Regions from separate parts of the Homo sapiens genome. Here region 1 is linked to region 2. Evidence: read pairs that join two places in POLR2A ChIA-PET (ENCODE). Cell type or tissue: HepG2. All regions are shown on one strand. Region 1 overlaps DPP4 (dipeptidyl peptidase 4). Region 2 has its middle 14 kb from the start of DPP4-DT.

Region 1 (4,000 bases), 93 kb after region 2:
TATGCCTCCCAAATCACCCAGGGCTGTGCAGAGCAATCTCTCTTCTGATTAGTGCAGTCTGAGACGGCATGGGTCTTAGGAGGATCTCAAAGGATACCCATTATTATTATGCACTTCAAATTCCAGGACAGTTAATTAACATTTTATTTCACACTGTTTCTTTGCCAGAAGATCACATCATAAGCAGCTTGGAATTTTAGTGGAGACGCAGTGCAATGTAGGAAGTAAAAAGGGCTTGCTGTCAGACTTTGTCCAGCTCTGACACTTGCTGTAGTTGTGACCGGGTGCAGGTTACTCACCTTCTGAGTCTTGGTGCCTCCATCTTGAAAGGAGAATTGTTCTAGACCTATTTTACGCAAATATTGCAAGGATTTGATATAGCAGTGCTTTTATAAACCCTTATTTATATGTGATGCTTAACACAGCGACAGGCACAGAGTAAATGCTCAATTGAATGTTAGCTATTATCATGAATGGTATGGTGTATGGATAGAAAGTGGGCAAAATATATCTCAATACATTTCAGAATGAGCATATTTTATTTTGCCCACTCCAGCTGATAACACTTGATTCTGCAAAACTAGTACCAAATATAGTGGACACTGCAAGTGCTTGATCATTTATTTCATTTACTCATTTAATTGATAAATATTTTGCACTCTATTAGATGTTAAGAGTAATGCATAATATAGACAAATCTTTTTTCTTATGGATCTTATCATTTAGTGGAGTACATAATAAGTAAATATTGATTGACTAGATGAAAAAAATCAACGGAGGGATAAATGGTGATGTTGGGATGGATGGACAGATGGATTTATATTTAGATGTATTTATCTGAGACATCTTACCAGACAAAAAAAGTTTCTCAAAAATAAAAGGAGTCTCACTCAGGTTTTTATTCTGAGAGTTCATGAGTAAAATTTTCAATTTGGGTGAGAAATGGAATATGGTCAGAACAAGTGGGAACCAGCCTGCACAGAAGAGGAAGGGCATTTGTTTTAAGCCTACTAGGCCAGGATGACCTTGGGACATTCATTCGACTGAAACATTTTGGGTGGCTCTGTCCTGAAAGTCGTAGATAAAATGTCTTTTTTCCAGAAACACTGTTAAAGAATTCTCACATCAGCATCAGAAATTTAACCCCCTAAAAATGCTTTTGCTATGCCTCTTAGTTCCTATTATTGTGATGGAGTAAGAGGAGTTACAGTAGCCCACCCTTGTTTAAGGTGAATACATTCCAAGACCCCCAGTGGATGCCTGAAACTGTGGATAGTACCGAGGCCTTTTATACATTATGGTTTTTTTCCTCTACATATATACATACCTATGATAAAGTTTATAAATTAGGCACCATAAGAGATTAACAATAGCTAATAATAAAATAGAACAATTATAATGATAAACTGTAATAAAAGTTAATTGAGTGTAGTCTCTCTCTCTCAAAATATCTTATTGTACTATACTGAAGGTAACTGAAACCATAGAAAGCAAAACTGCCAATAAGCGGGGACTACTCTATTCCAATCTTATAGAAATCAAAGCTCAAGGAGCAGCATACCTCCAGTTGCATAGCTCACTGATATTGAAACTGGAACTTGAATACAAACACTGTTACTTTAGCCCCATCCCCTTCCTGCCAGACCACCAAGGTTCCCATCAAAAATATAAGCTGATATGAGCTACAGAGATATCTGTGAAATATAAACCTTGGCTTTCATAAAGTTGAATTTGATTCACCAAGATGCTGCAGGACGAGCTGGCTGCTTTTAAACCCATGGAGATGCTGCTGCCCCTTTCCTGCCCAACACATAACAGGACCATCAAAGTAGACTCTAGCTCACCCCCTCCCAAAGGCACTACAGTATTTTATGGCATTTTTACCTTCATCCCAACTTTGGTAAATATCCTCAAATTCAGATTAGATGACCAGCTTTAGATGATTTCAAATGGCTTTTTCATCCAAGACTCCTGACCCTCATTCTAGGAGCCCTGGCTCAGGCCACATAGCAGTCTCAAAAAGCTGACTTCCCAATTTTTTTTTTTATCCTATTTCTTGGCTAATTTGGGTATGACTTGATCAAATAGTATCTCCTCTAATAGACAGAATGAGGCAGACAACAGCAACCCACTGATTTTCTAAGGCCACTTTTGATCTTTTTTACCCCCTTCCCCTCCCATATGTTACATTTGCCTAGGTTTTTAACATCTGTTCCCAAAGAGGTAATATTTGCTTTTCATTCAGAGCTCAGCAATGTGGACCAAAGTTCACATGACATATTGCAGAGTATGTTTAGTTGCAAATGCTATGTACAGGCTCTTTGAAATGTAGCATGTATGGCACCATGTGACACATGGTTGCCATGGCAATACACTTTTTGGCTGAACTACAGCAGAAGCCCATGGAACATACATTACTAATATGAGACTCTGCCCTGTGCTAATGCATAGGACACAGCCAATCTGGGATCTGGGACTCAAGGGGTTTTGCATGCAGGCTGGGTGGCAGGTGCCCTCTTCCTGCATGTTCAGGGAAGATGTGGCATCCTCCCTTCCAGTCCTGTCTCCCAGGCACAGGGCATGCTGTGCATTCTGCCATGCATGGAGACAGCATTTGCTTGAATATCGGTTTGCTATATTTTGTATCAAAGGGGGCCCCAGCTGAAAACATTTTATTTTGTAAACTGAAGTGAAAAATCAGTTTATGGCAGATCCTTTTTTGAATAATGACATTCTTTCTCCCAATTCCAGAATTCAACAGTCATGAGCAGAGCTGAAAATTTTAAACAAGTTGAGTACCTCCTTATTCATGGAACAGCAGATGGTGAGTTTCAGTTAATTAGACTTTTTAGTATCACAGACAGGTTTGCAATTTCACTACTGACAAAACAAAAGCATGAGGGGCAAGACTGTTACATTTACTTCAATAAAACAGTGTTGCTTTCCACAAGTCACTTGTCTTGGGCTAAATGGGATGCTGAGTCCTAGAACTTCAAACAGTCCCTTTCTTCTTGTGCCTTTCCCACCCCTTGGTACCAGAAAACTGGAGTGGCTATTAGCTACTTTATGTTTCCTTTCTCTCCCTGCAGATAACGTTCACTTTCAGCAGTCAGCTCAGATCTCCAAAGCCCTGGTCGATGTTGGAGTGGATTTCCAGGCAATGGTATAGAAAAACTTTGTGCAAGGGGAGGGAAGTTGCTGGTGGGGTCTAGTTTCCTCTTTCTGGGCTAATTCTTTTAGCAGTGCCACAGACAGGACAGAATAAAAACATTAAAAATTTTTTTTTCAACGTGAAGTCAGAAGAGTGGTATCCTTCAGCCATGCACAGAGTAATGCTCAATAATATTAGCGAGTTTGGGGTTAAGAAGCACAATATCGCATATGCTGGGAGTATCAAGACACTGCTCTCCTGTTCATGTGATTGTTCAGTCTCTCCCTATTTTGATTCAAAAGTAATCACTTGTTCAGTAAATGTGTGGCAGAGTAATTCTAAAGTGAAACCAGCATGATAATAGCTCAGCTCAAATATGAAAATCCATTTCTGTCTGGTATGTATTACTAGCTATTCTAACAACAGTGGGATCTTAATAATCAGCATGCTTCAGTTTTTGCAATTACAAGGTGATCTTTTGTTGAATAACCACAGGCGATAAACAATTAGGATTGTTTTATAAAGTCAGGAATGGCTAGAGCTGTTGTTGTCTATGCAGAGGATATTTCTACGTATTATGTCAAATTCATTTTCTGCATTAGAGATTTTCAGATGAAGGAAAACGTATTTTTAATGTGTGCATGTATGTATATGTATTTATGTGTCCTCTAACACACATGATTTGCTCTGTGCTCAGTTCAAATGGTGCCCAATGCACAGGAGTGGGACAGTTACTTGATACTGAGAAAAACTGGCTATCTTTTGGGTCAGTGTTTTATAAGAGGTTGAAGTTTATTTTTCTACTATTCAAAGAAAAGACAAATGCTACTTTAATTAAGCTTTTTTTAA
Region 2 (4,000 bases):
TATGCTCAAGGCAGTGAAGGAGATGGGAGCAGGGCACACGTTTGGGAAAACTTTTGAGAATCGGGAAGGGCTTCTCAGCCTCAAAAGTCCTGATAAAATGCATATGTCAATCCTATCAACCTCCATCAAGTCTGTATATCAGAATAGACGAAGGTTTTCTTTCTTAATAAATTTTATGTATATAAAAGGTATACAATATATTATGAGATACATACATATAGTGAAATGGTTACTCTAGCAGAACAAATTAACATATCCTTTCATCTTACATAGTTACCAGTCCCCATCATGGCAAAAGCAGCTATATTTAATCCTTCAGCAAAAATCCTGAATGCAATACACCAGTATTAACTAGCGGCCTCAGGTTGTATATTAAATCTTTCAACTTGTTCACCCTACATTTGCTACTTTATGTCCTTTGACCTGCATCTCCCTATTTTCTCCCCATCCCCAAACCTGGTCACCACTGTTTTAGTCTCTATCTCTATATATTGCATGCTGTCACTTATATATGGAATCTTAAAAAAATGAAATAGGTTAGAATAGATGAAATTTGATAGCAGAGAAAGGGAGGAAGAGGTTGGGCCTTTGGAGGGGGACTGTTTGGAAGGAAATACTACAGAAGGGGATTCTTGGCATAGAAGAGACATTGAAAAAGAGGTGACAAGGCCTAGGAGGGAAACAGGGCACTTACAGCATGGAGCCAGGAGGACCACTACACTCTGAACATCAGATCCATAGCCCAGTGGATTAGCCTCCAGGAATTCTAATCTCCTCCCTCAGCTTCCTCTGGAAAATGCTTACATGGGGTTGGGGTTGGGGGCAGTAAAGCCTAATTATCTCAGACTTAGTCTTGTGTTGTTTGGCTAGAAAGCTCAGGTGGATTAACAACTGTAAACTGGTTTGTAAACTGTAATCCTGGAGATGTTCCTTATTTGTTCAAATTGATATTCCCAGGACATTTCCTGGTTTAGTAACTTCTCAATAAGTATGAGTCATCCTTCAGCTTCTCCTGAGATCACTTTTAGTGTATCTGCCAACATACTAATGCTAATACTCCGGTGGATATATCAGAGAGTCTTAAATATAAATATACAAATATTTCTAATGAAATCCTCAAAAAGTAGACATTGGAGCATGGGTGTTTTTTCTGGTCCCCATCAAAGTAAAAGCTTTCAACCAGCTCAGTAACAGGGTTTTTATGTGTAGGATTTCTTTTGAAAGACATTGGCTAGGTCTTTTACCATCTTCCTGCATTTCCGAGCATCTTTGACTATTATGGCTACTGTAGTCAAATAGCAGAGACACATCATCTGAATTATTAAAATAGTGTGGCTGAAAAAGGTGAGATAAATAATGGTAACACAGCTGTAGGGGTGGTTGAAAACAACAGAGACCGATGAATGAGACATGTTTGTTGCCAAAACACCGGAGTGGAACAATTATTATCAATGGTGTCTTAAATGTGTAAGATCGTCCATGGCTGCATCCCCATTTCGCATTGTGGAAATAAATGAAAACCACCCAAATGAGAACAAACAGGATTATTTTTTCAAGGTTTACTGTAGCAAGGGAGTCAGTCACCATCACTTAGCAGAGATTCGAAGGCAGGAAGGGCAGGGGGAAAGATTTATAGAGAAAACAGGAAAGGCTTCAGGTGTGCTCTGATCAAAGCCTGTTGGCATAAGAAACAGGAGGTAGGCTAATTAAAAGCAGGACATCTGACGAGATTGGTGTGGGGAGGATAGAAATCTTTTTCTGGTCCTGAGTTAGAAGCAAAGTTTACAATCCTGACTATTCTGGGCTGATTGCAGCAGAGGTTGTGGGGCAGAGTCCAATTGTCAGGTACAGTCTGGTCACTGACTGTTTGCATATTCAGTCTCTCAGCATTAAGATTTCAGAGATGAGACTGGGTATGGTGGCTCATGCCTGTAATCCCAGCACTTTGGGAGGCCAGGGCAGGCAGATCACTTAAGGTCAAGAATTCGAGACCAGCCTGGTCAACATGGTGAAACCCTATCTGTACTAAATATACAAAAACTAGCTGGGTGTGGTGGCAGATGCCTGTAATCCCAGCTACTCGGGAAGCTGAGGCAAAGAATCACTTGAACCTGAGAGGTGGAGATTGCAGTCAGCCAAGATCACACCACTGCACTCCAGCCTAGGCAACAGAGTGAGACTCCGTCTCAAAAAAAAAAAAAAAAAAAAAGATTTCAGAGATGAGCTTTCCCAGAATGAACTCGGTATTTCTATCATGTGCTGGAAGCAGCACTCTAAAAGAGCAGTGATACTCAGCTGATCCTGAGTCACTGACACGTTCATGCTGGAAGTGCGTGTGTCTCCAGAGCATGCATTCTGAATAAGGGCAATATTGCCCCCAAGGAATGAAAATTGGTTATTGAGGGCAAAAGCATCACTCTCCCTACAAGTGAAGCACAGAATATATATATATATATATATTCCAGATAGTGCATAAACATAAATACAATATAGTATATCTGTGGTATTAAAATTTCATGGAGGATGAGTAGGAGAAAAAAGTTTGAAAAATGCTTGGGTCAGGGAGGTTAGTGTAGAGAATAAATTAAAAAAAAAAAAAAAAGAAAGAAAGAAACCCTGAGAAACAGCCTGCAGAACCTATGTAAATACTTCCACCCAAAATTATATTTTTCAGCCGAGAAGCCAAACAGTATCTGACCATTCCCATTGGACTGCATTTGCCTTGTAATTTCTGGTTCTCCAAACATCCTTCCAATTGGTTCTTTTTCTATTTGAGGGACTACAACTATTGTCATTTCTTCTCTCAAAGCATGAGGAATCTCACCAGAATAAAGGTATTATTTGCATACACTGTAGCAAAAGCTACTATGCGGTGTCACTAGGAAGACCCAACTTCCCATGTATTTATTGTTTTCCCTCTTATATCTCCTTTATGAAGAGCAATTCAAGCAGCAGAAACAAAATGCCAGTTTAAAAGAGATATGATGTGAGTAGTTAAGTCATACTCTGCCATCTTGCCAAGAAAAAGGGGAGTCCTAGATGAATAATTTTAAGTTCTATGTTTAATTCAGTAAAATTACATTATAAGCTTTAGATTACTCTGGTTAAAAAAAACTTTACACTGAAAAATGGTTAAGACGGTAAGTGTTATGTGTATTTCACCACTATTTTTTAAAAAAGAAATGGATGACAGATATTTTTCACTCTAATCCAATAATAAGCATGAACTTTTTTCCTTGATTATTGTTATTCACAAATCAGCACACATAAAAATTAAGAGGTCCTCTTACATATGGTTTTCTGGTTATGTGATCCACCCCTCAAGAAAAAGTAAATGTTCCCTGGCTTGGCAAATTAGCTGTCTCTTTTTAGTATAGTTTGAGGCCTGCCTCCAGCCCTGTTCTTGTCCTTGCTACTGGCCCTTGCTACTTCTTTCCTTAAATCATGGCAACTACAGTGCAGCCCCACCACTCCATCCCTGACCCCAATCCCTATCTTATAAACACATACTACTGAACAAGTGAAGGATGTGCACACCAGCAAAAGGAAAAACGGCCAATATCCACGCTGACTCCAGATATGCTCTCAGAGTCTGCCATGCTGTTGGCACAACCTGGCCACCCTGTGGACTGCTAACCTATGCTGGTGCGCCTACTGCCAATGGACATATACTTGCTGCCTTATGACAGGCTATTCATCTTCCTACTAAAATGGCCAATGTTCATTGTCCCTCCCACACTAAGGACACTGATAGTGTATCTTAAGGAGATGATAGGGCAGACAAGGCTGTTAACTATGCAGCCAAAAACAGGCCCCCAATCCTTTTTTCCACCCAATTTATAAACTTGCCTTTATCTTTGGCTGATGTTAATGATCATCAGATGGGACATATAGATATGTGCAGATACAGGATGATTAAGGTTCTAAAAGATAATTGGGATCTACAGTTGCCCTGGGAGCACTATTTTCTAGTGCATTACTTGTAACTCTCACCAAATCT

Evidence for each region. ChIA-PET counts read pairs that join two places held together with the same protein. Peaks named below come from ENCODE experiments on the same cell type or tissue, not always from the same donor. Only the 100,000 strongest peaks of a DNase experiment are listed, where the experiment ranks them.
Region 1: POLR2A ChIA-PET joins it to region 2 with 5 read pairs; 3 of 35 experiments call an interaction of 5 or more read pairs at or near these places.

What each region holds. Positions count from the first base shown.
Region 1 is chr2:161,994,124-161,998,123 of GRCh38, reverse strand. DPP4 (dipeptidyl peptidase 4) reads left to right here. Exons shown (of 26, transcript NM_001935.4): 24 at 2,752-2,824; 25 at 3,090-3,163. Among named protein-coding and RNA genes, the nearest start is that of DPP4, 78 kb to the left of the region's middle. In HepG2, no CTCF peak of the experiment used is centred here; a DNase peak (open chromatin) is centred at 2,293.
Region 2 is chr2:162,087,272-162,091,271 of GRCh38, reverse strand. It overlaps the pseudogene EIF3EP2. Among named protein-coding and RNA genes, the nearest start is that of DPP4-DT, 14 kb to the right of the region's middle. In HepG2, no CTCF peak of the experiment used is centred here; a DNase peak (open chromatin) is centred at 1,881.